7 separate regions of the Homo sapiens genome follow, and all the other regions are linked to region 5. The links are chromatin loops, found by intact Hi-C in ENCODE. Cell type or tissue: PC-9. All regions are shown on one strand. Region 1 has its middle 57 kb from the start of LINC01450. Region 2 has its middle 260 kb from the start of INHBA-AS1. Region 3 holds the start of LOC105375241 (a long non-coding RNA gene). Region 4 has its middle 65 kb from the start of LINC01450. Region 5 has its middle 56 kb from the start of LINC01449. Region 6 has its middle 150 kb from the start of LINC01449. Region 7 has its middle 120 kb from the start of LINC01449.

The links. A loop is a pair of places that touch in the nucleus more often than their neighbours do. Peaks named below come from ENCODE experiments on the same cell type or tissue, not always from the same donor. Only the 100,000 strongest peaks of a DNase experiment are listed, where the experiment ranks them.
Region 1: it touches region 5 in a loop (5-fold over the local background); 2 of 110 quality-filtered maps call a loop at or near these places.
Region 2: it touches region 5 in a loop (2.8-fold over the local background); 2 of 110 quality-filtered maps call a loop at or near these places.
Region 3: a loop joins it to region 5, with 6 times the contacts of the local background. A loop is called at or near these places in 2 of 110 quality-filtered maps.
Region 4: it touches region 5 in a loop (4-fold over the local background); 2 of 110 quality-filtered maps call a loop at or near these places.
Region 6: it touches region 5 in a loop (5-fold over the local background); 3 of 110 quality-filtered maps call a loop at or near these places.
Region 7: a loop joins it to region 5, with 9 times the contacts of the local background. A loop is called at or near these places in 3 of 110 quality-filtered maps.

The regions. Positions count from the first base shown.
Region 1 is chr7:40,920,823-40,924,822 of GRCh38, reverse strand. It overlaps a transcript of SUGCT not described here. Among named protein-coding and RNA genes, the nearest start is that of LINC01450, 57 kb to the left of the region's middle. In PC-9, no CTCF peak of the experiment used is centred here; a DNase peak (open chromatin) is centred at 2,332; H3K4me3 peaks cover 1,011 bases; H3K27ac peaks cover 2,482 bases.
Region 2 is chr7:41,435,279-41,439,278 of GRCh38, reverse strand. No RefSeq gene overlaps it. Among named protein-coding and RNA genes, the nearest start is that of INHBA-AS1, 260 kb to the left of the region's middle. In PC-9, no CTCF peak of the experiment used is centred here; DNase peaks (open chromatin) are centred at 1,858 and 2,958.
Region 3 is chr7:41,146,592-41,150,591 of GRCh38, reverse strand. It overlaps LOC105375241 (a long non-coding RNA gene), which reads left to right and starts at 797. Exons shown (of 4, transcript XR_927190.1): 1 at 797-1,249. In PC-9, no CTCF peak of the experiment used is centred here; a DNase peak (open chromatin) is centred at 1,851; H3K27ac peaks cover 2,223 bases.
Region 4 is chr7:40,912,975-40,916,974 of GRCh38, reverse strand. It overlaps a transcript of SUGCT not described here. Among named protein-coding and RNA genes, the nearest start is that of LINC01450, 65 kb to the left of the region's middle. In PC-9, no CTCF peak of the experiment used is centred here; a DNase peak (open chromatin) is centred at 1,694; H3K27ac peaks cover 1,995 bases.
Region 5 is chr7:41,043,341-41,047,340 of GRCh38, reverse strand. No RefSeq gene overlaps it. Among named protein-coding and RNA genes, the nearest start is that of LINC01449, 56 kb to the left of the region's middle. In PC-9, a CTCF peak has its summit at 1,608 (motif pointing left); a DNase peak (open chromatin) is centred at 1,610.
Region 6 is chr7:41,245,760-41,249,759 of GRCh38, reverse strand. No RefSeq gene overlaps it. Among named protein-coding and RNA genes, the nearest start is that of LINC01449, 150 kb to the right of the region's middle. In PC-9, no CTCF peak of the experiment used is centred here; a DNase peak (open chromatin) is centred at 2,029; H3K27ac peaks cover 2,251 bases.
Region 7 is chr7:41,222,320-41,226,319 of GRCh38, reverse strand. No RefSeq gene overlaps it. Among named protein-coding and RNA genes, the nearest start is that of LINC01449, 120 kb to the right of the region's middle. In PC-9, no CTCF peak of the experiment used is centred here; a DNase peak (open chromatin) is centred at 1,689; H3K27ac peaks cover 2,094 bases.

The DNA.
Region 1 (4,000 bases), 120 kb after region 5:
ATGATACAGAATTAATAACAAGCACTGCCTATGTTTTCTTCCTTTGTTCACTCCATCTGAGCATTAAATTATTAGTTTCATGGCCTGTACGTTATGCACACTGTAAATCTGAGCCCCAGAGATAGTCCTCCATGTTTAAGAGTGTCTTGTAATGGATACCTAGTTGAAGGAGAGAGCTGAGGTCCTTGGATCCATGCTGATGACTGATGGGCTAATCATCCAAGCCAGTCCTGGAGCATCTTCCTGTAGGGTCTAATATAGAAAATTGAGTCTGGGCATAGTGGCTCATGCCTGTAATCCCAGCACCTTCAGAGGCCAAGACAGGCAGATCGCTTGAGCTCAGGAGTTTGAGACCAGCTGGGTGGGGCAACCTGGCAATGCCCCATCTCTACTAAAAATACAAAAATTATCTGAGCATAGTGGTGCATGCTGGTGCATGCCTGTGGTCCCAGCTATTTGGAAGCTGAGGTGGGGGGATCACTTGAGCTGGGGAGGCAGAGGTTGCAGTAAACTGAGATCATGCCACTACACACACACACACACACACACACACACACGTAATTGAAAGATCCAGGCCACCTTGGCTGAAGATAAAATGTCTTAGTCAGTTTGGGGTGCTTTAACAAAATATTTAACACTGGATAACATATAAACAATAGAAATTTATTGCTCACAGTTCTGGAGGCTGGAAAGTCCAAATTCAAGGCACCACCAGATTTAGTGGCTGGTGAGGGCCAGTTCCTTATAGATACTGCTTTCTATGTGACCTCAACTGGTAGAAGGGGCAAATAAGCTCCCTCAGACCTCTTTTATAAGGGCACTAATCCCATTCATGAGAGAACTCTGCCCTCATGATCAAATCACCTTGCAAAGTTCCTGCCTGTTAATATATGAATTTGTGGGGGACACAAACATTCAGACCACAGTATCAAATGAGGAAGTTTATCATCAGCAGGGAAATGTTTCTATTCACAGTTCATGGAGATCAAGATCCACGGCCTCCAGGATGACTCAACTGACACTAAAGAAATAAAGACTAGAAGAATGAGAAGCACTCATTTAGAAAAGCAGAGAAGATAACTTAGAATGGGATCTGAAACACCAAATACCATATTTTTGCCAAGGATGTAGGCAATATTGATGGACTAGAGAAAATTGCAGGCCTGGGGAATCTGGTGGTCCCCAAGAAGAACCTTGACCAGTCAGTGCTTTTTCCTTAGAGGAGAGAAGATTTAGGGGCCTGTGAATTTATTCTCAAGCCAGAAATTCTGAAAATTATTTTCTGTCTCCTTGAATTAAGGTAACAGAACATGTTTCAATTTCAACGTTGATTATTGACTCTCTACCTAAGAGCTTTGTGCTCTGAATGGGTAAATGGTGCAAAACCATGGTTAATGATTATCAATGACCAAGCCAAAAATCACTATGTGAGCTAGAATTCTTGTCAAAACTGCTAAATGCCCTTGTTTTTTCTGATTCTCAAAAGGCATTTTTTCAGAATAAATGTCTCCTGCATGTAATATCTTCAACATAAATAGCAGACAATTCTATGATGTTCTCTGATGGTAACTTGCCAAGTAACTGCAATGCTTTTAAAACCAGGTAGGGAACCAAGGGGCCTAAGTTCCTATACAAAATCTCCACAGGGTGCACACCCAGGACAAAACACTGCTCATCTCTTTCTCCTCTTTCTTCACATTTATAGGCTAAGGAGTCTCCCTCAATTTCTATTTTATAGAGGCTCCAACTGAATCTTGAAAGCGCTGGCCTTGATGTCTACCTCTCCACCCATCTCAGCTTTCTAATCTTCCCAGAAGCACATACAAAATGGCCTTCTACCAAAGGGTCTGTCCAGTAGCTAAGAGCTGGGCACTTTCAAGACAGCTCAGAGGGCAAATCTCCTATTAGTAATTACTTGGTATTGCCCATGCCTGTGTAAAACAGCCAAAGGGCAGGAAATACCACCGGGGCAAAGAGGGGAAAGATAGAGGCCTGTAAAGAAATATGTCTGAAGGCAAGTCAGCTATGTGTGGCACTTATTGCAAGGTAAAACTCCACTCACCATTATGAGAAAGTTACTAACTCCAACTCGAGGCAACTGTCAAGGGCACCTTTCAATTTACTAACCCAAAGCTCATGTGGCCTCTCCTTGAATTTTGCTCTATTTTGGATGAAGTGAAATATACCAGTGGATTCTTTCAAGAGAAGCTACAGTCATTGTTGATTTCTACACTCTCAGTAAAGAAACCTTGTGTTTTTTGCTTCCTTTTAAAGTATGCATGTGATGTCAGTTTTGCCCAAGGCTGCTGTCTCTGTCTCCTTGGCAAGGACTAAGAACCCTGCCCCATGAGTCAAGCTCTCTGACTCCTGAGGCGTGAATATGAGGCAGACTGCAAGAGCCACCTAATGAAGAAGGAAGGTGTTCTCTTCAGAAGCACCCAGGTCTTAAAAAGCACAGGCAAAGAGCCAAAGAGTTTCCTGAAATTAGGACTTGGAGTGCTGGTGCTCCTACCACCAGGGAAGCCAGGTGAAACAACATCACCTCTTTCCTGATCAATTTTACAGAAACTCTGGGATAGGTGACAAATACTTTACTAAGCCCAAAAGGGGTCACTAGAAGACATAGTCCGATTTGGAAGAATGCTAAGCTTAATCATTAAGGAACTCCTCACCCCTCTAAACCCTGGAGTAAAAACCAAGTGTCTCTCCTCATAGCATTGGATAACCATGGAAACAATCCAGGGGGTGACAAATACGGGAAGATACATTTTTTTCCTTTCTAACACATCTGAGTTAATATAGGAACACTGGTGTCTCTTTTGAATCTGCAACTTAACTGACTTCACTACGATTTATATTCATGTTATGGATATATGCAACTTCTCCAGGGTAGAGAGAAAAAGATGGCAATATTTAATTTTAATGTTCTAAATAAATGGCTGGAACTGCCACCTCCCTATTGTGAGATTGTCCTCAGCTCCAGTCTAGAGCCTTTCCTTGCATGCTCATACATGCACACACCCACACAAACCTCTCAAAGTGCAGTGGGCAACCTCACTTTCGAGCTGAGGCCCACGAAAAGCAGGAGGTTACAGCCACCACCCCCGGGGGTTGGTAGCTTTGGAAGCAGACAAAGGCCTCTGCAGGAGATGACAGCTGGGAAAAGCCGAGGCATCTGATTGTGCTGTTCTTGCTTACTGGGCTCTTCTTTGCCACTGGAGAAAGTTTAGAGTCCTGACCTAGCTCCAGGAGTTCTTCGAGGTGAAGAGTATTCCAGCCTACACTAAGCCTGGTCTCCCAGTGCCGCCTGCTTCACCTAGGTGAGATCTGAGCACCCTGATGACCTGCTTCAGTACGAAGGTGCACATGGCCCCCAGCCTCTCTCTACCTCCATGGAGGTTTTATTTCAGAACCCTTGCTATTCCCTCTCACTAGGACCTTTCCACCCTGGCGGAGTGCAGCAACTTTGGATTTTGAAAACACAAGGTTCAGGGACCTGTGCTTCTTTGTTTTTAAAAGGCCCCTATAGTCCACATACAAATTTATTCACCTCGCTTCCAAATAATATATTATTTTGTAAAAAAATAAATAAATAAAATAAAATTTAATTTAAAACCAGAATTTTCACCTTACAAGCACCTATTAAAGTGATTCTTACAATATGAATATTTTTGATTTATACTAACACATTTCCATCTGTATCCCTAGAGCACTGGCAAATGCAGGAAGGTGCCAATAACATCCAACCTGTGATGGGAGATACAGGCATAGAGTGTGGAGCTAACAGTACCTGACCCAGAAACAATTACCCTCAGGGCCAACACCAACCTGTCCACTTCCTTAAAGTGAGCATAGCACAGGAATACTAATCACAGCAATGGGACTGCAATTTAATTACCATCCAAATGAACACGCTTGGCATTTTGTTCTTTTCTTTTCCTTCTGAGGCTTTCAGAAAACAAGGTATTAAGTATTTAAACCTTAAACTTGCTTATCTTTC
Region 2 (4,000 bases), 390 kb before region 5:
CTAAGAGATTCCAGGGAGAGAAGGAGAGAGGGAGTCAGGGACAAAAGATGCTGACCCACAGGAGATATTGTCTTCTGCACAGTAATAGCGGGAAGGGGTTCTCAGGAAGCAAGAGTGGGAATTTGGGACGGGGGCAGAAATTCCAGCCTATTGCTAGAGCGCCATCTATTTACAGGGCCCACAAGGCACTCTTGAAGTTGTCATTAATCACCGCTTCTCCTTCTGAAGAAGAAATGTGTTTCCTATAAGCCAGTTCTTATGAATAGGGCTGATTACAAAGTCAGACATGAATTAGTGTGCAGTCCCTAAAGTCCCTGAATGCCACACCAAGGCAGGACTTTTAAGTGCAATTATAACTTCTGGAACCAGCATAACACGATGTTCTGCATTTGAAAATCTGGGAAAGCATCTGCATGAATTTCTTATTCCATTTGCTATTTGCATACTTGCAAAATGTAAAAACCTGCTTTGGCATATGTCAGAAAAACTACAAAATCCCTCTCAGAATAATGGAAGTAAAAAAAATATAAAATGCGGTGTAAATATTTGGGTCAAAAGCTTGACAAGGGCAATGCCACATTTTTCTTTCGTTTTGTTAATAGTTCCTTGCTTTTCTTAGCACAGTAATTTCAATGGACAAGCAGTTAGGTGAAAAAGTATCGATTTCCCTCACTTACTAGGGGAATTCTGCTCTAATTAAATGGCAGAGCTAAAAGTTGGCCTTTGCCAACCAGATTTTAGTGCCAGTTAAACTCCTAGTGGGTTTTGAGTGGCCCATGGGTCTGTATTACCAAGCCAAAACTCCTCTTGAGTTTCAGCATCTCTGCCCCTTCTCACCCACCCCCAACCACTACAGCTCCTTTCCGTAGCCGCCTCTGAATTGCAGTGGGTAATTTTTCTGAGTCTCAGTGAAGATATAAGCAGACTCATTTTGCTGCTTTTACTTTGAAGTCTCAACTTTGTAGATTTGCTATCAAATCTGTAGTTAGATATGGGTTCTCAGGGGTAGGGGATAAGGAGGGTAATTAGTTGAGTTTTAATTTTTTTCTTTTTGAGTTACATTTCCAGGCATATAGACAATAAAATCCTTGCAAACAAAGTCTAAGACTCTTTTGTATGGTCACGAGTGGACATAAAGTATAACTTTTGAATGAATAACAATGAATGAATGAGTGAATGGGAGGTTTCAGAAACCCCGCAATGAAAAATTCCTCCTGGCCTCCCTGGGTGTGGCTATTTGCTGAGCACATAGGTATCACGTGCCTCCGTCATGCCAGGTGCTGTTCTGTGCACCATGAATAGGAAGATGAACTGGCTTTTGTATTTGAGAAGCTAATTCCCTCTTGAAGATGAGAAGCCTGTAAATGGTTATAATGCCGGATACTGGAGGCCACAGTGGAAGAGTGGGTGGGAGCTACCAACAGTCACCAGGGGAGACAGCAAGATCCAGGAGCCCTAGGTTAGCTCTTAGCTAACTGAAAACCAGGAGGTTGTCCTCAATCAATGGGCGGTCACTTCTGCACCAGGACATTGGCCAGAATAAATGATTCGTGCAGTCTCTGGGGCCATGGGCTTTCATAATAGGCAGGGTCATGGTCTACCCACACTATTTTTAAAATAGTCTATTTTTAAAATAACCTTTTCCTTAATTCCAAATGTAATGCCATACGGGTTCATTGTAGAAAACTTGAGGCCACCCATCTGGTAACTCCTGACTCTGCTACTCTTGCTAGCATGCTTTATAAGTTTCAATTATTATTAACAGTGCTGATTGGGCAAAAAGTATGCCCAATCTATGAACTAAGCAGCTGCCTCGTTGAGGTGAGGTTTGGTGCCAAAGCTCTGCCCAGCAGAGATGGTGGTGATTAACTCGATAGGAATTTGATCTGAAGAGTTGACTGTTGAGAGCAAGGGCAGAGAGAGGCTGAGAGGCACAGGGAAAAGTGGAGGCACAGAGATCTGCTGGTCCAATATAATGGAAGGGCATGACAAAGGAACCAGTAATTCTAATAGCTGAAATTGAAGTGTGTATTATGTGTCAGTCACTATTCCAAGTGCATTTTACGTATAGTAACTCGCTTCCAAGTTCACAATAACCTTCTGATGAGGAACAGAGAGGTTAATTAATTTGCCCAAGGTAACACAGACAGGAAGTGGGAAGGCTGAGCTATAAACCCAAGTAATCTGGCTCTGGAGTCCAAACTCTTATCATTATAACCCACTGCTTATCAATGGAATACATATAAATACATATATGTTTTTTATGTATGTATGTGTATATGCATATATGTATGTGTGTAAGTTTATATGTATACGCTATTTTGTCAGTGAAACTGGCCAGAAGGAGGGTGACCAGATAACCTCAATCAGTGTATCCAGAAAACTCTTCAGGTTCCTAAATCATGTCTCCTTGTCCCGGTAGCAGCTGCTACTCCTAGGCTCCTGCCAGACTCTTGGGTGGGTGACAAACTACCCTATTTTGTCCAGAATGTTTCTGGTTTCAATATTGAAAATCCCGTGTGGTTGGATTCTCATCTTCCTCATTTCTACCCACTCGTCACAATAGGACCCTGCTGATTAGAAAAGCCTGACTATCTCTCTTCTTTGTAACCTTAAAAAGCTTGGTCGGCATCCCTGCCTTTGAACACTGAAATCCCTTTGCAAATCCTTTCCCCTCAGACCCTCACCACTCTGCCCTTCCTTTCCTTCTGATGGTACTGGAAAGGTGGTAGAGTTCCCGTTCTCTCCCTCCCCTGTCCCTACAGGATCCCCTTCAAGCATTGCTCCCCACCCCTCATGCGGTAGCAACAATGACTTACCACACCTTGGCAAAGCACTTTCCTCATAGGTCACCTCACCTGATCCCCTCTGATGACTCTTCAGCTCAGAGGAGGGAACCCATTTGAGAAAACAACCTCAAGGTGTGTCAGTTCCATCTTCCATCTGATGCAAAAACTCCCATTCCTGTATGGCGAATCATACTTTTCATTTTCCACAGAAGCCACCAAGAGTAAAGTTTGTACCAGTAAACTAATGGTCTCCATGAAGGGAGCAGAGATCACACAGAGTGGGAAGAGGGATGGATTCAGAAGCTGACCTGCTACACAAGGGAATGGAGAATGTGGGTAGCGCAGTTGAGGAAAATAAATGCACCCACAGGTCGGGCGCGGTGGCTCACGCCTGTAATCCCAGCACTTTGGGAGGCCAAGGTGGGCGGATCACGAGGTCAGAAGATCGAGACCATCATGGCTAACATGGTGAAACTCCTTCTGTATTAAAAAATACAAAAAAAATTAGCCGGGCGTGGTGGTGGGCGCCTGTAGTCCCAGCTACTTGGGAGGCTGAGGCAGGAGAATGGCATGAACCCAGGAGGTGGAGGTTTCAGTGAGCCGAGATAGCGCCACTGCACTCCAGCCTAGGCGACAGAGTGAGACTCCATCTCAAAAAAAAAAAAAAAAAAATGCACCCACAGTCCCTTGGATGCACCAGGTTTTTAACCTAGAAAGATGACTAGCAAACAAAGTGGGCCTGGGCACTGCTAGAGAAAAATAGAAGTAATAGTTTTCAGAAGCGATGTAATGGCTTCAGGGAAAACTATAGAATGGTAGTGCTATGGTTTGAATGTGTCCCCCAAAGGTGTGCATGTTGGAAACATAATTCCCAATGCTACTGTGTCCGGAATTGGTTCCTTCTGGTGGGTTCTTGGTCTTGCTGACTTTAAGAATGAAGCCACAGACCCTTGTGGTGAGTGTTACAGTTCTTAGAGATGGCCTGTCCAGAGTTTGTTCCTTCAGATGTTCAGATGTGTCCAGAGTTCCTTCCTTCTGGTGGGTTTGTGGTCTTGCTGGCTTCAGGAGTGAAGCTGCAGACCTTTGTGGTGAGTGTTACAGCTCATAAAGGTAGTGTGGACCCAAAGGGTGAGCAGCAGCAAGATTTATTGCGAAGAGCAAAAGAATAAAGCTTCCACAACATGGAAGGTGACCCCAGCGGATTGCCACAC
Region 3 (4,000 bases), 100 kb before region 5:
CTAGAGAAACAAATGTCTTTTTTATGGGAGAAAAATTAGAGAGAAAATCTTTACATTTTTAGTTGTTTTGACCCAAGTAGAACTATATTATGTTACAAATTAATAATTATTGATGTAAAAATTACAAACATATCATATTAGGAGTTTTATTGATGGCATGGTAATTCCACACAGGCTGACACTGTTGAGCAGGAATTCTAGGTCTTGCTTTGCATTCATTTTCAAGTAAAGAACAATTCATAAGTAATATTTAAGGTAACAATTGTGAATAAAATATATTATTGCCCCATTCTCCACTTATCAGTCCTGGCTGCTTTCTTGAGTAATGCCAGTGGAGTTGAAACTACAGCACTGGCACTGTATTCAATCCTGGACAAGAAGGCTTGCTTCTCTTGTCTATGGTGGTGGAAAAGAATCAAAGTCTATTCTTTGTCCTTTGACCCTAGCTGTGTCACCCTGAAACATCCCATTACCCTCCCTGGCAGGGTAAAAGCCAGGATTCTCAGCTGCAACTGAATCTCAGGAGGATGGTGGAGTAATCTAGGACCCAAGAAAAAGCTGCAGTAGTAACCACAGAAGGAGGCCAAGTAGAAGAATCAGCTGACACGACAGGGCAGAAAAGACCAACATCCATTTTGCATGATTCCTGGTCTCCATTTCTAAAGTATCACTTGCAGGCCAATGGGTTCCACATGGAGAGAAGGCCACGCCCACAAGAGCGAGGGTGGAGGGTGGAGGGTGGAGACCGGAGCCCTACCCAGCAGCCCCCACGGGAATGGCAGAGGAGCAGGGCCTAACGAGACAGGAGGATCTAGGCGATTGCGCAGGTGGGGCCCGGGCCTCCGCCTCAGGTGGCACCAGGGGGCCTGGAGCAGCCGCGGCTTCGCCCTGACTGTGAGGAGAGGCCTCACACGCAGGCCAAGTGTATTGGCTTTGTGAAGAGGACTTCCCAGGGCCCAGACCGAGTTGGGGACTGTGGTGCGAACCATGCTGCTGCCGGGTCTCTGAGTCCCTGGTGCAGGTGATTGCGGGGTGGAACGTTGAAGCAGGTACTGATCCTGCTCTGGTCCGTGGGGCTGTGGAAAAATCATTTTCAGTATTTCTGGTCTCTTCTGGAAGACCTTCGCTAACAGCAAATTCTCATCTTGGACGATGTCACGCGGCTGTCGTGGGACTGTGTCCCCAAAGCAGCAGTGAGGAAAAAACGGGCCCAGTAGTGGCGAGACCTCGGCCCTGGCCCTACCACTAGGTGTGTATATATTAACCCTCTTCGAGAACCCTTCAGTATTGTTGTATCTTGAAAAGGGCTTGATACTGCTTGATCATAATTCATAATCTACATTAATGAGAATGAGATGTATCAATAAAAAGGTGGCAAAGAAATGAAAACAATGGAAAAGGAAAGGTTGTGCTTGGAGCTTAAGGAGGCTGATAAGCAAAAATAAACAGGGGAACGGGAGTGCCAGTCCAAGAAACGAATTGCACAAAGGAAAGTACTTCTCCCAATTTCCTCTGAAACTCTTCACTTATATACCAAAGGAAATACTAGTCTTTCTGCAGGAAATGTTCCCGGGATATTTGTCTCTTCTTACAGCCATCTATATATATATAAATTTAGCCTTTAGTATGTATTAAAGATAGAGAGTTAGGGACCAGTAGAGTGGGAATTTCTTACACCCATTCTGCCTTCTCTGTGGTTTATTTGTTTTGTTTTGTTTGCTTATGTGTAGCCAAGAGGAGCATAAATGTGTGTGCGTGTATCTGAATGATTCATCTGCCAGAGTTGCTAGAACTACATCTTTTAATAGACCAATTATTGTGGTTAGGATTTGGCTTTAGTCAGGTGATGAGAAATTAGATAAATATTCCAGCCAAGCCTATGTTTTGAAATCCTGCCCCTGGGATTAGAGAGAAAGCCCTGTTCATATTGATACAAACCTTCAAAATGCATAGAGTTTTGTAATATACCTGCCTCCACCTGTTTATTCACTGTTCATGGTTCTTCCTCTTTCAAATGGGCTCTGAATAAGTGCTTCCTTTTGCTAGCTTGCTTGACTTCACCAAACAACTTGTGAGCACAGAGGAAAACATTATAGCGAATTGGAAACTCATGACTGTTCAATAATATGTAATACTGCATATGGTTCAGTTAAGACCCACTTGGGACAGAATTTCTAGTTTTGCTCTGTTCTTCATTTTGTGTTTTCTCAGTGTCATTCTTTATGTTATTTATGCCTCTTAACCCTCAAAGGTCTTAGCTGTCTAAAAAATGAGTAATAGGTAGGGCAAGTAGAAATTCTCAGAAAATGTCTTGTTTTTCATAGATGAAAATCATGACTATCTTTGGACATCTTCAGTAATTTAAAAATTACACCCCACTGGTTGAGAAAAAAATTATTTAAATTATGGCCCCAAGCATGTTCAGACATCACTGGAACATGAGGCAAGTTTTAGAATTGCAAAATAGCTCTTAAATTTTTTTTATTTTTACAAAGATTTTTTTTTCAATTAAATGCTCCCTGTCCTGCACCCCATTCCACATCATTTTTAGAATGTTCTCTTGTAGTGACAGTTAGCAGTGCAGTTACATATGGCCAAGGGGCTCACAAAATATTCCACTGGAGTTTTAGGAGCTTAATTTGTGGCATAAATCTCTGTTCTCAGGCTTCTGCTCTCAGACCCCACAAGGCTGTCAAACCATGCCCGGAAGGCAGTCGGACTTAGTTATGTTTTGGCTTTTGTAGCACTTCACGTGACTCTGAGACAATTGTTTTCCACTGGATTTCAGATGAAGCTGTTAGTTCTTCAGGAGTCCCCCATCTGGGTTTCCATTAATCTTGGTAATAGGCTCAAATCCTTTCACACTCATGCTTTGTCTGAATGTGTAACAGAGTGATGGTGAATGGAACAAATTACTAACTTACTGTTTTCTGGTATCCTTACTCACATTACAAAGTCTTCCATAAAAGATAGTACCTTGTGGGTGGGATTTGTAAACAGGCCAAAGCAGGAATAGCTCAAAGAGATTAAATATAAACATTCAGTTTTGTATTAAAGTACATTTTTCTAGAAAGACATTTGTGTTTGTGTGTTTACTGAGGTAAACTTACATGTGGAGAAATCCACTCCTTTAAGTGTACAGTTCTTTTTTAAAAAATGCACATCTTACATAAACCAAAATCTATCATTTTTATTTATAGCATAAGTACAAGTTTTTAGCAACATGAGCAGTCATATAGCTGCCACCAAGATAAGTCTATCACTTCAACAAGTTTTTTATGTCCCTGTGTAGCCAATTCCCTTTTCTCACCCAAAACCCCACCAAGCACTGATCTGATTTCTGTCCCCTAGTTTTGACTTTTCTAGAAAGTCATGTAAGTGATTTATACAGTATTTAGCCTTTTGTGTCTGGCTTGTTTCATTTAACATGATGCTTTTGAGATTCCCCAATGTTGGTACATGTGTGAGTAGTTTTTTCCCTTTTTACTTTCGGGTATCATCCCATTGTATGGATGTGCCACAGTTGTTTATTCACTCATCAGCAGATAGTTTTTTGGTTATTTCTAGTTTGGGGTTATAAAGAAAGCTGCTATAAACATTCATAATGGGTCTTTGCATGGACAAATATTTTCATTTACCTTATGTTAAATGCCTAGGAGTAGAGTTGGTGGATTATATACTTATGTGTTTAATATCATAATAAACTGCCAAGCTTTTCCAGTGTGGCTGAGCCATTGTTGCATTCCCGCCAGCAAGGTATGAGCATTCCAGTTATTCCAAATCTTCACCAGCACTTGGTATTAACAGGTTTTCTGTTTTTGTTTTTGTTTTGTTTTCTTTACCATTCTATCTGTGTAGTGGTATCTGATTGTGGTTTCAATTAGAATTTGCCTAACAACCAATGATGCCTTATATATGTGTATGCCTGTGTGCATATGTACGTATGTTTATTTTAGGGCCGGCGTTACAATGCACATACTGTCTTATACAATGAGGAAAT
Region 4 (4,000 bases), 130 kb after region 5:
GTGTTTTTTATGACTCCTTATTTACTTGAACCAATAGATTCCGACATTCTGCACTCTTAGTTATGGTCAATCAATCATGTGTTTCTAATTCTGTAACTACTCCAGACTCCATAAGGCTTTGTCAATAGCTTCATGTATGGACATTTTTAAAGTATAATATCTGTGTGTATAAAGAAACAAATGAATAATAAATGTTAAAGCCTACACAGTCTGACCCTCAAAAAGTGCCAGTAGCATGTCTTTGTCTTTTCTGTACACATACATACAAACACATGCACATACATAAAGTTGTTTTTTAAGTAATTGAAAAATCAAACACCAGATAGTAGAATGTAATTAAAATGTCAGCTTACTGATTCAGAAAGAGAAGTATTCAAGTGTAGACCTAGATTCAGTTATGATAGGATGCTATTACCCACATGATGTTATCAGGATTCAGTTTATCTCTTTTCATCTGTATTGGCTTCATTCTCAAAAAGACTCCTCCTTCATCCTCACAAGATGTCAGAAGCTCATGAGCTACCTAATGCCAGGTTAAAATCTAGTAGTAACTAGTGAGAGTCTTTCCTAACATGGTCCACATCCTGGGATTCACTTTAACTGGACTTGCTCCATTCATACCCATCCTTCAATCAACCACTGCAATCAGAATGACTTAGGACTACATCATGCACTTCATTTCTAGAGCTGTAAGTGGACCCATACCTAGACTGTGTGGACTGAGAAGAAGTAGATCCCATACAAAATATTAGGTCTGGTACTGAAAGAAGAAGAAACAGGTGATGGAGAAACAAATAGCAACCACCCACTGCGGTTAATCTCTTGGCTGCCTAACATTCATATACAATTCTAGTGCTAATATGTATATCTGTGTGTGTGTGTGTGTGTGTGTGTGTGTGTGTGTATGTAGAGAGAGAGAGAGAGAGAGTGTCCCACATCCATATATGACATATATAATATACTCACTCAGTCTCCAGAAAGAAAAAGTAAAATCTCATTTGATGGTTTCACCCCACTTCAAGTTTAAGATTAATGGGTGATGTGCAGTTCTCACAAGGTACCCAACATGCCCAATATACAATGGTGGAGAGAGAACCAAAAAAACAGGGTGCGATGGGAAACATTAGTAATCATTGATTCAATGCATGTATCAAATTCTATTTTATTTACTTATGTATTTCTACATTGTCTGGAACATAGTAGGTACAGTAGTATTTGCTGAATTAATGAATGCACACACAGCTGGACAGGAATGGGAAGGGCTGCCTGTCCCAGCAGGAGAATGAGTTCCTTGCCCAGCTTGTCAAGTTCTTCCTGCTCTTCCCTCTGAGAGAATGGCTCCTGTCCTCTGCCTTTATGGCTACCTTTTCTGCTTTTGGTAGAATCCTCTTGGTCTTTTGTTTTCTGTGACCATATCTTAACACGGCATTGCCAAAACTGTCCCCATTATTAGCCTGTTTTTGTTGTTGTTATTACTGTTGTTGTTGACAACATTTCTTAGACCTCAGGGTTTTCTTAGAGACTAAACATTCATAGACAATTCCTCCTATGAATTGTCTGGCTCCTCCTTTAGGAACATTTGAGGTCTTACCTAGTTTCATATACTGAACTCCATAAGCCAGTCTCCAGATATCTTGTTGAGTCATGATCCTTGAAATTGGATTCCAGCCTGAGAATTTCTCTTTCTCAGTGATAAGACCGGTGCTCTGTCCATCCCTGAAGTCTTTCCCTTAGTGACCTTCGACTTTGTACTGCCCAGAGCAATTTGAAACAATAGTTGAGGTAAGAAAACTCATCTGGCACTCAGGCACCAACCAGCCGCACCTTAAGAATGTGGGTCATTATCCTCTTTGTCACGTAGGGAACAAGATATGCTCAGCAGTGATCGGAAAAGAAGTTAGCCCCACATTCTAATGGTATTTTCTGATACGATCCCTATCTTCCTGATTAGGTTTGCACTAATTTATGATTACGGTAAGAATAAACTTTTCTAAACCTGCAAAATTCCAGATCACCCAATTCTCATCTTCCTTATTTTACAGGGTTCATGCAGAAAGGCATCTCTTAGCCAAATTGTATTTTCCTTCCTCTCTGATTTCAGATATAGAAGGTTCAACATCAGTTTGTCTAATTCTGGTGGGACCTTTATTGTGCCTTCTAAAAGGCCACAAAAGGCAGGCATGTGTTTCAATATCCTGAATTTCTCCTCCAAATTCCATAATGCTGCAGCCTCTATAGGCCTATGGTTTGAGGTCTGAGATACAGCAGTGTAAGATATGGCTACACTACCAAACAACATAAAACGCCAACTTCTAAGCTGTGAATAGGGGTTCTCAGTGCCTTCCACTCTACTTCCTCAGCCTAGCGTTTTCATATTTTAAGATCTAATATTTACTATACTCTACTATACTCTACTCCTGACAATGATTTCTGTGTAAAGATCTTATCCGTGGTAAAGTTTTTAAATCTGAGGTATCAAGCATAGCCATTAATTGGGTGACAAAACTGAAAAGCCCAGGAGAAGACCTGGCTTTGTAGAGGGCTGAAAAGAAGGTCTCATCAGCCTTGTCCTAACCTAATGCTAGATGACGAGTTAGTGGGTGCAGCGCACCAGCATGGCACATGTATACATATGTAACTAACCTGCACAATGTGCACATGTACCCTAAAACTTAAAGTATAATAAAAAAAAAAAAGAAAAAGAAAAAAATAAATAAATAAAATGCATTGAGCACTGTGACAAAGGAAATGTAATTGGACTTTGAGTGATGTGTGTCACTCTTAGGACAAGCCTGGAACCCTTTCCAGACATTAGGGACTGAAAGAGGGGAAGGGGAAAATCCCCAGACAAAAATTAGATACGTAGAAGTGGTGTTGTCTGAGCTAACTCAAGAGTAAGCTAAAAAAAAAAACTGAAAAAAAAAAAATCTTGACTTAACAGCATGTTTAGTCTCATTGTCAAATGCCATATTTTTGTGATAGGATTATTGTTCTGCAAATATTTATTTATTTCCCTTTCTTGTGTGGGTGAAATTTGTTTTCCTGACTCCACTGATGCCAGACCTGGCCATATGATTTTCTATAGTGAATGGAATGTTAGTGGCCATGACATGAAGAGGTCTTCCATGAGCTTGTGCATTTCAGTTTGGCTCTTGTGCTTTGGTAATCACCATGAGAGGAGCATACTGCAGATAGAGCTGCCCCTTTAACCTGGGCCCCAGAATAAAAACACATATAGCAGATCTGAATCCAGCGAGCCCACAGCCTGAAGCAAAGACAACTAGATGAGTCCATTCTAGACCAGCTGAACTGCAAGTCAGCATGCAAAATAGTGAATGGGGAGAACAAATGCTTGTGTTGTCAGCTACCAAGTTTTGAGATTATTTGGTAGGCAGCATTATTTTGGCAAAATCTCATTAAGACATTCTTGTAGTACATGCTCTGGAATTTCTTTCTAAAAGCAAAAATGCAGTTGGAATATGGGACAAGAAAACTTATCTTGAAATTGAATTTTCATAGCAAGGGTACTGTTTTATTTAGATTGTATATTTACTTTGGGTGGACTAATGGAAATTTGGGGGACCATGTGATGTTCTTAGTTTTAAGATGTACAATTTTTTTCCATTTTAATATTTCTAAAACCAGGATGTGTTATAAAATCAATGTGCATGTGGCATAGTGGCATGTGATGGCGTTTCTCCATGTCCTGAGCCCCACTGCTTATGGTGTGTCCATCAAAGGTTGGATCCATCCTGGCTAACATGGTGAAACCCCGTCTCTACTAAAAGTACAAAAAATTAGCTGGGCGTGGTGGCACACGCCTGTAGTCCCAGGTACTCGGGAGGCTGAGGCAGGAGAATCACTTGAACCCGGGAGGCAGAGGTTGCAGTGAGCCAAGATCGCGCCACTGCACTCCAGGCCAGCGACAGAGGGAGATTACATCTCAAAAAAAAAAAAAAAAAAAAATTGGATCCAGCAATTCTGTAGTCAGGAAGGATGG
Region 5 (4,000 bases):
GGATCAGACAGATTGTGGAGGGTGAAGCTTCCCTCTCCCCTTCACCACGCTGTCCAGAAAGAAAGGTCAGAGAGATGCCCAGCTGTGCCAGGCAGCATCCAGGAGGACTGGGGTCAAAGCATGTGCATTTGTCATTCTGCAACTGTTCAAAAGACAGGTACACATTTTAAACAATAACAACAAGCATGGAAAATAAGCCCTGTATTTAGCATTTTTTCATTTTTCAATTTCACATTTTCTTTTCCTCCAGGGGTTGAAATTTAATCTGTCTTTTAGCAAAATGGAGCTGGCTCTCTCTCTTCTTCTGGCTTTTTCTCCCCAGTATACTCCCAGTGCCTATCCCAGAGATATGCTCAGCTGATTATGAAGCCTGTGCATTGTCGCCGAAGCCTGTTGTCACTATGGAAATGTGTTTGAGGGCAGGTGGTTTTTTCATCTACCCTCACTTGCAAACACACACACACCTTTGCAGCCATGGTGACCCTGCTAATCTTCAAGTTCAGCACTTGTCAGGTGCTGACACAGAAGGAATCCCAATACAAAATGCACCCATCGTGGGGCGTTCATGCATGTGAGTGTGTGTGTTTGGCTCCCCTGTAAGGTTTCCAATTTCCCATGGGACCCACTATTGCAGTAATTGGAGTGATGCAACCTCATTCAGTAGCTGTTCTAAGAAACTTTGGCCCAGGGCTACACTTGTCCCTCTTCCTGAGATGTCCTCCTTGACATTTCTCCCCTCCCCAAGAGGCACTTTTGGTAAGTGAGGCAACACAAACATCATTCACCAGCTGCACACCGGCCCCTGAGTTTGACGACCTACGTTATTGGCTAGCAGAGTCATTTTTTAGTTTAACTCACATCCGGTTAGGCACAAAGATATTTTTAAGGCTACTTGGTGGGGGGCGAGAACACATCAGGGGTCACTCCAAATTCATTCCAAATCAGAGCCTCTCAGGCCAACCCCACAGAGAGCCAGAAGGAGGAAATGACTCACTCCCTGGGCCCATTGCTCTCTCGTAATATGTTAAAACTCCTTCTCCCGTGCAGAAGTCCAGGGACCATCACTGAGGTTCAGCTGCTACTTGAAGTCAAGTCCTGCCCCAAAGGCACCCATTGCCCTCCTCCTCTTAGAGGAAGCCCATGTTCTGTGGATATGTGTATGTAATGGGCCATCCTTATATGGAATAAAAAGTTGACAGAAACAGGTTTCCCAGCTTCCCACTTTCCTGTGATGATCTCTGAATGTCGGTTGGTGAAATGAGATGATTAATAAATCCCTAATAAATAGGAATCACTCATTTCCCTTACCTCACCATTCTTCAGATCCATTATTTTCAAGTGAACTGGTAGATACAGTTAGAACTGTATAACGATGCATTGTCCTTCATTGGGCCAAAATTTATAATATTTATGTACTCACTCATTTATCCATCAGGCCATCCATCTATTCAAAAATGCCTAAGTGCCCAGTCTCCAGCACAGCGAGACCAGGAGACAGATGCCATTCTAGAGCTGATGGCTGCCTGGGGTTGGAGAAAGGCCAGGGAGTAAACAAAGGCAATCCTGTGGCACCAGATCTGAGGCTTGGAAAGCATGTGAGTGGCATCAGGCAGGTGGTCAGTGCCACCTGCAGGCAGCAGGAAGGCTTCTGAGGCTGGAGGAGCAGGTATTTCCAGGCATGGAACTGGCAAAGTCACAACAGGCAATGAAAGATCTTTGAGCCATTTCACCTCTTGCCCTTACTCATGGGACTTTTTCTTCCTTGATTTCCCTAACCCAGCATGAAGGAAACTCTGGCACACAGCAGAAAGCTAGCAAAAGCCCACTGAGAGAGGTATGAGTACATTAATAGTGATGAGTAGTTAAAAGAAAGATAAATACAATAATTTTTTTAAAAAGTGAAGGCAACTGCATGGGAGGATCGGTGAACACAGGGTTGTGAATGGCTGCTTGTGGCTCACTCATCCATGGCAGACACCACTGCGCACCACGGAAGGCTTTCCAGTTGAGTTAAATGGCAAAGGACTCACAGCCCACCCTATTGGAGTATAAACTGGCACACAAAACGGAACCTACTTGCCATTTGCATTTGTAGACTATTCTTATGAGGATCTTGACCATGAAGAGTAAAATAAATAAAATCCTATAAAATATTAGAGAGGAGAATATTTTCTCTATTAGAGTCTTTGAATGTACCTGGAAAAAATATAAAATAGAATGTCTACATAGCAGTCATATCGCATATGGTAACAGCACTAAAAGAAACGGATATTTCTAGAATGCGTATAATTTTTTTCACTGTTGTATTTGTTCCTACATTCAACAAGTAATTTGGATTACCTGTGATGTGCAATGTGCTCTCTCGGAGGGTATTGTGAGGGTTATTGAATTGTGAAGATAAAGGGTCATGGGTATTGCAGAGAGAAGGATGAACTTTCCAAAGTCAGCATTTAAGAAAGATCTAAAGGACGTAGAACTGGACTTGAAAAAAAAGTGGGTTGTAACTTATACATGTGGGAATTGGTATGACATTTTAGAAAGAAAAAAATAGCCTGAAAACGCAGAAAAATAAAAATTAGGAGGAGAGGGAATTACAGGGAAAAATTTAATGTGTCCAGAATATGTATGCTCTATGCTGAGTGCAGCCTGGGCATTAGTTAACTAAATCCTCTCTTAATCATGTTCTGTCAGTCAGTATAAGGGTCCAGCAGACAGTGTACTCATATTCTTATATGTTGAGACCTTAAGAAAAATAAGTGACATTTTTAGGAAGCAGAGATCATGAGAGTCATAGCTAATAGGACCTCATTCATTGTGTCTATTTGGTCCTGGGAGAAAAGCTCAAACCACTGGCTCAGTGCCAGGCTGTCCTTCCACCTCTTGGTAGGAAGCGTATACAGCCAGGCTTCTTGTTCCCAAGAAACAAAATATAATGGATCTGTTGGAAAAAAATTATTTAATTGCTTTGATCTTCATTTTTCTCAGATGCAAATTGTCGAGAAATATCAGCCTCAAAGGATTGTTGTAATTAGTAGACAAAATATATGAGTCTAGCCAGATAGAGAGTAAGTGCTCAGTATACATGAATTATGGATTGTGGATAGTAAAAGCATGTTTCTGATATTGGTGGTGCATCAGAATCACTCAGAGGGCTTCTTAAAACACGGATTTCTGGGTCCACCTCCAGAGATTCTGATTCTGTAGGTGTGGAGAGGACCTGAACATTGCAGCCACAGGTGATGCTGCTGGTTCATGGGCCACTCTGTGGAGACCCTGCACTGGGCTATACTGCTTTTCTCTGCTGCATCACTTGACACACCCACTCAGGGGCCTCTAAACAACTCTGGACTCAGAGATAGAGCTGATAAACTCATCCAGGAAAATGTTTTAGATAACCCAATTTGCTACCTATTAATTAAAATAAATGAGAACAAAATAAAATGGTAGAATTTATTTCAGGCACTTTAGGTCCTGAAGTGAAAAAAATATATAGAGAAAGAAAGAGTTAGGAATGCTTTTGAAACCATACCTTTCCTATTAGTGCAGTGATATTGGAAATTTGAGAATTTCCTGGCTAATAAAATGTAGTCATCTTTCTACATAGCAAAAAGGCTACTGACTTCATTTGGCCCGTGAATATTATAGAATTCAAGTTGCTTTTTTTATCTATTCTTCCCCTTCTCTTTTCCACCCTCCCAACTCCATTATCCAGGACAGGGCTACACTGGGCACTCAAGGACAGCTTTGGCTGACACTTCTACAATAGACAAAGCATTGTTTAATTTGACACCCAACTGAGCATAGATGAAGCAGCCCTGGGAATAGGTCAGACACATTCTCTAAACTTTAAGGTTTCTTCTCAAATGTCTTAACGTTAAGGTTGAAAGACAGAAAACCCTAACCCACATCTCCCTCTCAAATATCCTGAGGTTGCTGAGTAGAGCTTTAGAACAGAAACTTAGCTCTTCTGGGAAACCACCAGTTTTCCAACAAAAGACAC
Region 6 (4,000 bases), 200 kb before region 5:
CCGAGGCGGGCAGATCACCTGAGGTCAGGAGTTTGAGACCAGCCTGGCCAACATGGTGAAACCCCATCTCTACTAAAAATACAAAAATTAGCTGGGTGTGGTGGCAGGCGCCTGTAATCCCAGCTACTCGGCAGGCTGAGGCAGGAGAATTGCTTGAATCCAAGGGAAGAGGTTGCAGTGAGCTGAGATTTTGCCACTGCACTCCAGCCTGGGTGATAGGGCGAGACTCTGTCTCAAAAAATAAATAAATAAATAAATAAAATAAAAAATAAAAATAACAATTCGGGTAAGATAATACATTTCAATTATTATTATATGATATCACATTATTGTCAACCTACGTATTCTCACTTTATTGAAAGGGTAAGACATGAGGCAGTAATATCTGAAATAAGACACTTACTGTCTTAGCCCCTGACCATCTTATGGCAATTCATAGTTACACATTTTCTGTAAAATCACAATTCTTCAGTCACATTACTAAAAAAATTTAACTGATCCTCATTTTCCTAATTCCCCTCTACTTTATCTCCACCACTAACTAATTGTAATACCTGTCTCCTTTTCTCAAACTTGCTTTGAATTAGATACATTGCCAATCATCCATAAATGACAAGAAGAGTTCAAGAATTGAAGTAAAGCTATATAGGGAAGAAAATAATATCTTCTCCTTTAAAAGCATCATATAGGTTTTTGGAAATGGCCCCAAAGATATTTCATAACATAGATTACTGTCAACAATCACCACAGAAGGAATCTTAATTTTTTTCATCTTTAATCTTTTTTTTTTTTTTTGAGATGGAGTCTTGCTCTGTCTCTCAGGCTGGAGTACAGTGGCAGGATCTCAACTCACTGCAACCTCCACCTCTCAGATTCAAGAGATTCTCCTCCCTCAGCCTCCTGAGTAGCTGAGATTACAGGCATCTGTCACCAGGCCCAGCCAATTTATGTATTTTTTAGTAGAGATGGGGTTTTGCCATGTTAGCCAGACTGGTATTGAACTCCTGACATCAGGAGATCCGCCCGCCTCAGCCTTCCAAAGTGCTGGGATTACAGGCATCAGCCACCGTGCCCGGCTCCATCTTTAATCTTTATGGGAATACTTTTTCTCACTATTTCTGCACACACACCTATTGCCCAGTGAAAATTGCTCACAACGAACTCTCAGAAGACACAAGAATCTAGAAATACAGTCTCTGCAAAATAATTGCCGCTCACCCAGACAATAATAAAAGGTACCAATCAAATATTTAATTTGCATAAGAATCATCATAGTGGAAAATAGGTAGGTTTCTCTGTCACTGCTTTTCTCTGTTGAAAACATTGTAAATTAATGTTTCTGTTGGCATGTGCCTTAATATTTAAAACTCTTAACACAAATTGTAAGCACAGAAACTAAGTATAGTTTATGTGCTCAGGCCACTGTGATGCTCCAAGATTGTTGGTTTAAGTCCATTTTCTGTGCTGTGTAATGGAAAACACCACAAGCAGGCTCAACTTCAACAAACCTGTCCACTGGCCACAGTTAAATAGGTGACATTGACCTTACTCCCTTGGGCATGCCCTACCCAAGATACCTGTCTTACTTTCTCACATGGTTATTGTCTTTCCACTGCCACTGACTTTTCCAGAAAGCAAGTTGCCAACTTCTTTTATTAGGATATAATGGTTTTAAAAAATTTAATTTTAATATTTCCTATAAGACAGATTCACTAATAATCCCCCCCCCCATAATTACCTGTGACCTCAAAAGCTCCCCTAGGTATGGGATGTCACCATTAGGCTCTTCTTTTGCTAGCAGGGATAGAAATGGAGGTGAAAAGTGCAGCAGGAAGACATTCAGGAAGCTTCTAGGCTCCACTCTATGCAAATTTGAAAGCAAAAAGTTTAACAGTCAGTTCCTTGAGCAAACAATTAATTTATCTTCCCTTCATCATTCTTAGATTGTCAGCATTTACCTGATTTAAACTTATCTTCTCTGCTTCAGCAAGCCAGTGAGTCATATTTATAGGGATAAAGTTACAAAGATGCATAGATACTAGTTGTGTGTATGTGCGTGTGTGTGCGGTGAGGCGTATACAAGGGCTTCATTGTCTAAAAGTATGTTTTAGAAAAACACACAATAAAACAGTGTGCTGTGTCTAGAATGAGTAATTCACATCCTTAAACAAAACAAAACATACACATTTGTCAACACCGCTGAGTGGGAGACACTGAAGTGAACACAAAACAAATCAGTTTCTGTGAAGAACACAGGTTAATGCCTGTAAAGATCAAGTGACTGATTTAGGAGGAAGAAAAGGTAGTTGATTTTTATCACACTTCTGGTAAAATAAAAAATCCAAAGCTAACAAAAGAGAGCCACAATCCTATGATAATTAGTGCATCCGAGAGATGATGTCAAATGGTTTGCTGATACTGAATAAGACCCATCTCCCAAGAACAACACCACTGGGTCTATTCTCCAGTGAGAGAGGTTGGAGGTCAACTTCAGGTATTTCAAGAAAAAATGTGGCACCTCATCATTAAAGTCTCTGTCTTCAAATGGCTTTTATACTCTCAAAACCATTTACAATATAAATTCTGTAAACAATTTTCTCCAAAATCATGGGTCAATTGAAATTTTTTAAAGTACAGTTTGCATGTCAATAGTTACATATAAATGAAAGACAACAATGGGCAGATGAAATTTTTCTAAATTCAATTTTTGGTTTTTAAAGCTAGAAACACCACTTGTAGAGAAGAGAATGGCATCCCCTATGATAGAACCACTCAAGTAAAATGTGAGGGGTGGAGATAAAGTTCCCTTGGGACTACATTTTCCAAGTTATATTTGATCTTCTGTAAACAACAACAACAGCAACAAGAAAATGGTACTTTTTACAACCATTCTCTCATTTAATTCTTGCCTACCCCCTTGAGGCAGTTATTTGTTATTCTTACTTTACAGATGAGGAAACTGATCATTAAACAACATCTGCATTTTCCCAAAATCACATTGCTAATAAAATCCTTGTGGTTTTGCAGTTACACCACCTGTATATTTACTTATATTCTGCCAAAATGACCTACTGACATTCCTTGCCATACACTTCTATATTTTTGTACTCCACTTTATTCCACAAAGTTGAGGAAGATAATTGAAAATCTTGGAGGAAAGAAATTCCTGTAACATATTCCATTTTTCCTCTATTCAGTGCTTTCTGGAAACATCTATTCAACAGAGTGGGGGATTGTTGTAGAAATATGGAATTCACGGTGACTCAATTTGTTCTCGTCTTTTGCTATTCCCAAATAGGATTTCAGATAAAGAGCAACTATTCAAGGCTAACAAAAGGGAAGAGCTGGCCAAGCTGATTTCTTAATTCTACATAATGACAAAGCAGTGGTAGAACGTGTTAATTAAGTCAAAAGTATTAATAAAATCTGTCTTCCACAGACTTTTCTTAAAGAATGCGTCTACCCTTGAGCCACCCACTGTCCTGAGCAGACTTTTGCATTTACTCTCTGAACATTCCTTCAAGAAATGCAGTCTGCCTAGAGATTCTGAAGTTGTCTTTATACCTACAGAAAGCTCTGCATCACTTAAGACCAAGAGAACAACTTGAACTCCACCCACCAGACTGCTGAAGTTACTCTATGCTGACCTGGCAAAAACAAGGTAAAAGGCAGAGCCCTTGCAGCCTACTTAAACAATTTCTGTATAAGTGACAGGTGAGTGTATGTGTGTGTGTGTATGTGCAATTCTAGGCCCCATTTTTTTCTATCACTCTGCTCCTATTGTAGTTACTTATTTATTTTTAATTTACCTATTGAATTTTAAAATCAGTCTTCCACTAAGTTATTAACACCAAAAGGTAGAAATTATTTCATGTTTATCTCTGCATCTTCAGGCTTAATATGAGACCAGCATTCAATAAATGTTTGTTGGAAGGAAAAAGAGAGCTAGAAAGAAGGTAAAGAAAAGAAATTGTTAGGAAATACACATTAACGGCAGAAG
Region 7 (4,000 bases), 180 kb before region 5:
GAAAACAGAAGAATAGAGAAATAATTGATTTGTTAACATTAGGTTACTCTTTTTTTGTAAGGACTAAAGGCAATGGGGAACTTCATTAGCATGCCATTGAAACTGGCCTGTTTGGGAAATTTGGATTTGATCTCTCTCTCCTGATTTCTCCGAAGACCAGATAACTCAGTTTTGGTTTGGTGAAGAAGAACCTCAGAATTAATGACTCCATTTTAGTTTTTAGTCTGGTCTGTTGGGGCTAGTGCAGGAGCTTAGCCCACAAGAATGGCCTCCTTTAATTTTTATTTAATGCTTATTTAAGTGATTTTACTCTCCCTTGGGGGCACCACATCACTCAAAGGAGCTCAATCCCCCAAAACCACGTGTCTCTCGGTTAGGAGAAGCACTGGCCAGCTCCCCAGAGCTCCTGAGAGCTTCCTCTCCACTGCTGCACCCACCTCTCCCCCATCATACTCAGTTTCTGGTCACTTGAGGTCAGGTTGTCCAGTAGAAGCCTCCACCTTTCCCTGGACAGACTTCCTAGAGCTTGTTCTTATCCACTGAGGATGTCGGGACCAAGCTCACAGCCTTCCTCTTCCTGGTTCCTGCCGTCGACTCAAGTGACTTCAGGTTGTGCAAGGGCAACAGACTCAGTCTCTTCATCTCAAACATTTTCACCTTTAATGCACATCAGCCTCCCCTAGGCAGGGTTAGAGCCCAGGCCATCGCCTAACACCCCTTTCCTTTTGGTCATTTGTCTTTCCCTCTGTCTTCCTCCTTCATCTTCACGACATTTATCTGAGTCACTTGCATGACACTGAAGGTGAGCACCTCCTTATATTTTGCTCCCACAGGCTTTCTACCTGCCTCACTGTGCCCTGGCCACCATCCTGTTTCAGCTGCATTGTCAGTCTCATTCAAAATCAAGCCAACTGTGCACGAGCTCTGCTCCTCTGTCTCCTGCTGGAGATAGATCAGATAATACAACTGCATGTGTTGGATTCACTGAAAGTTAAAGATTTCTACCCAGAAATGAGTGTCCTGCTTCTGGGTGTGGTGGTGAACTCATGCTGCCACTCCTGAATGTGGCTGTGTCCATCCTCTCACTCCATGCATGGGCCTTCATGTCCCGCAGAAAGTTGTACCCCTGCTTTGCTGAAAAGTAGACACTTTCTGTCGGGAAGTTCATTAGCTTCTTTCCTTTTACACCTGCACACTCGCCTGTGGAGGATGTCTATCCTTCTCTCTATCAGCATGGTCTGCATCCACAGCCTTAGACAGTGACGATCCCTTCCTTTAGAGTGTCCTCCCGGTGGGTGTTCTGCCTGCCACTCCTGTCCCTCCCCGCACTTCCCACCTGCTAACTGTGCTCTCTCAGCTCCTCCAGGGACAGTGATTTTCAGGTTCCGTGGCTGAACAGTTTCTCTCCCCACTCAACACACTTTGGCTAGGTAATTTAATCTCCCCATAATTCCAATTACCATTCTTATGCTGATTGCTGTAAGTTCATATTTCAGGCCTAAATCTCTCCATCTTTCCATCTCAGTTTTCCCTTTGCCGCTGTTTGCTCCAAGGATACTTATCTTCTGGACCACACAGCTCAAGTCCACACATGCTACTGTTTCCGCTGGGAACCTCTTCTTCCTCATTCCCCTCCCTTCACCTACACAACTGGAACTTCCAGTTCTGAGAAAATTTCTTCAATCCTTCAATTGTATACCTCTGAGTCACATGCCTCTTCTGTTAGCACTTCCTATGCTTAGGAAATTGCATCCCTCTGTGAGAGTACTCACTCATCACTGTGTGACCTGTATTATTTCCTCACCAGGGCCTAATTTCTGCGGGGAAAGGCAAATGTTCTGTACCTACAATAATGCTGCCTTCATAATAAGCATCCCCTAGTCATTTCGAAGGCAATGGATAAACAAGTGAACAAATGAACTTACTAGCTGTGTGGCTTTCACACCAGCAGGAAAATGCTCCTTTCTGATAAGTAAAAGGACCCTGTGATCTTTAAATGAGTAACGATGAGTTTTGAAGGTGTTTTGTGAGTAACACAATTGCTTTATACATATGACGTGAAATATGACATTGCTATGTTTGCCTTTGAAGGAGATAAGATTTTTTTCATAATATCATGATTCGTGATGACACCATCATTTTTAAAGTTTTTCATTTTGAGCCCATGTAGCCAGGTAGTTGGAAAATTGAACCACAGAATGATTCAATAACAAATTATCCAATCCTTTTTTCTAGAATGTTTAATAATAATCTGGAAAGCTGTGCTCTACAAATCATAGTAGAAACAGCCCCATGTGTGAATCATTAATGGTTATTTTTATTTAATAAATGCTTGTAAAAAAGATTTTAAGTTTTATAAGACAAAACTCAATTTTCTTCAATTTTAAGAAAATAAAACCTAAGTCGATTAAAACTGGAAGAGATAAGTGTTATGTTTACCAACTCAAATCTATTTTATGATGTGGTTATTTTAAGAATCATTGAAACGTTGTTTTAATTCTTTGCAGTTTAGATTTAATGTGCCGTGAATCTTAGTTCAGAAATTTTACAACTGATTCTATTTGACTTTTTTATGAGTCAGTTGCTTGTACATATTGTTAACAATCTTTTTCATATGATGTTTTTCATTTCTTTCCATTAAAATACTCTATGAAAAGAACTTTTAAATCCAAAATTTTATATAAAAGGGATTGGATTAGGAAATGCCCTTTTATTTGTTATAAGAGTAACAATGTATTTTTTTTGTTTGTTTTTTCTGAGATGGAGTTTCACTCTTGTTGCCCAGGCTGGAGTGCAATGGCACAAACTGAGCTCACTGCAACCTCTGCCTCCCGGGTTCACGTGTTTCTCCTGCCTCAGCCTCTCAAGTAGCTGGGATTACAGGCATCAGCCACCACACCCAGTTAATTTTTGTATTTTTAGTAGAGACGAGGTTTTGTCATGTTGGCCAGGCTGGTCTCAAACTCCTGACCTCAGGTGATCCACCCTCCTTAGCCTCCCCAAGTGCTGGGATTACAGGCATGAGCCATCGCACCTGGCCTGAGTTCTTTTATTGAGTACTTATTATTGCTGAGGAAGGTACAGCTCCTTCTCTGCTATCATTTACTAAGGAAAATCAATTTGGAGTTCTCAAGAGAAACACGTCATTTTTAACTATAAGTCAGATGATAGTATAGAAAGGTATAAATAAATAAAGTACTTTGGAAGGAAGAAAACATAGCTGTTAATCCTGCCTGAGGATATTGGAGAGTCTTAAGAAGTGGCTACTTTTAGAAAGATTCCTAAATGAAAGAAAGACATTTTAAAAATGACTAAGAAGAAGGGCATTCCAGATATAGGAAATTTCTAGAATTAAGGTATGACGTAAAAGGATGTGATATGTTTGTAAGAAAATAAATAAAGCATTATGCCTAGAGCAGTAGTTCTGGAACTTCAGTGTGCCGGAGGATCATGGGGCAGGCTTATGAATCACAGAGCTGGCTGAGTTGGCGTAGGGTGGGGCCTGAGAATGTGCATTTCTAACAAGCTCTTAGGTGCAGTTATAGTTGTTCTGGGTGGACTGCCACTAGACTAGAAAAAAGTTGATATTGTCTAAAGAGTTTTGGAAGACCAGGTAAGAAAAAAAAATGTTGTAGTCAATTATAAAGATACTGAATATCTACGCTCAGAGATTTTTGGTTTGTTTTAGCTCATGGGGAAAAACAGGGTTGAATCTATTTTATAACAGGTTGGAGTTGAAAGAAGCTGCAAGCCATTGAAATGAAGTTTCCCTAGTAATAGAAAGATGATGAGATAGCCATAAAGGACACACCATTGACAGGGACCTGTGGTCTTTTGACTTTTGAAAATGGAAGGAAGAAAGTAGTTTGTGTGCCTTAGCATTGGTGGTTGCCTGGGCGTGTGGCCATTCACTGAGTTAGCAACCCCAGGAGCTGCACCTCTGGACTAGGGTGGGTTCATGGCAAGAGGGAGAGACGGCGAATGCCTTACGATTGGCTTT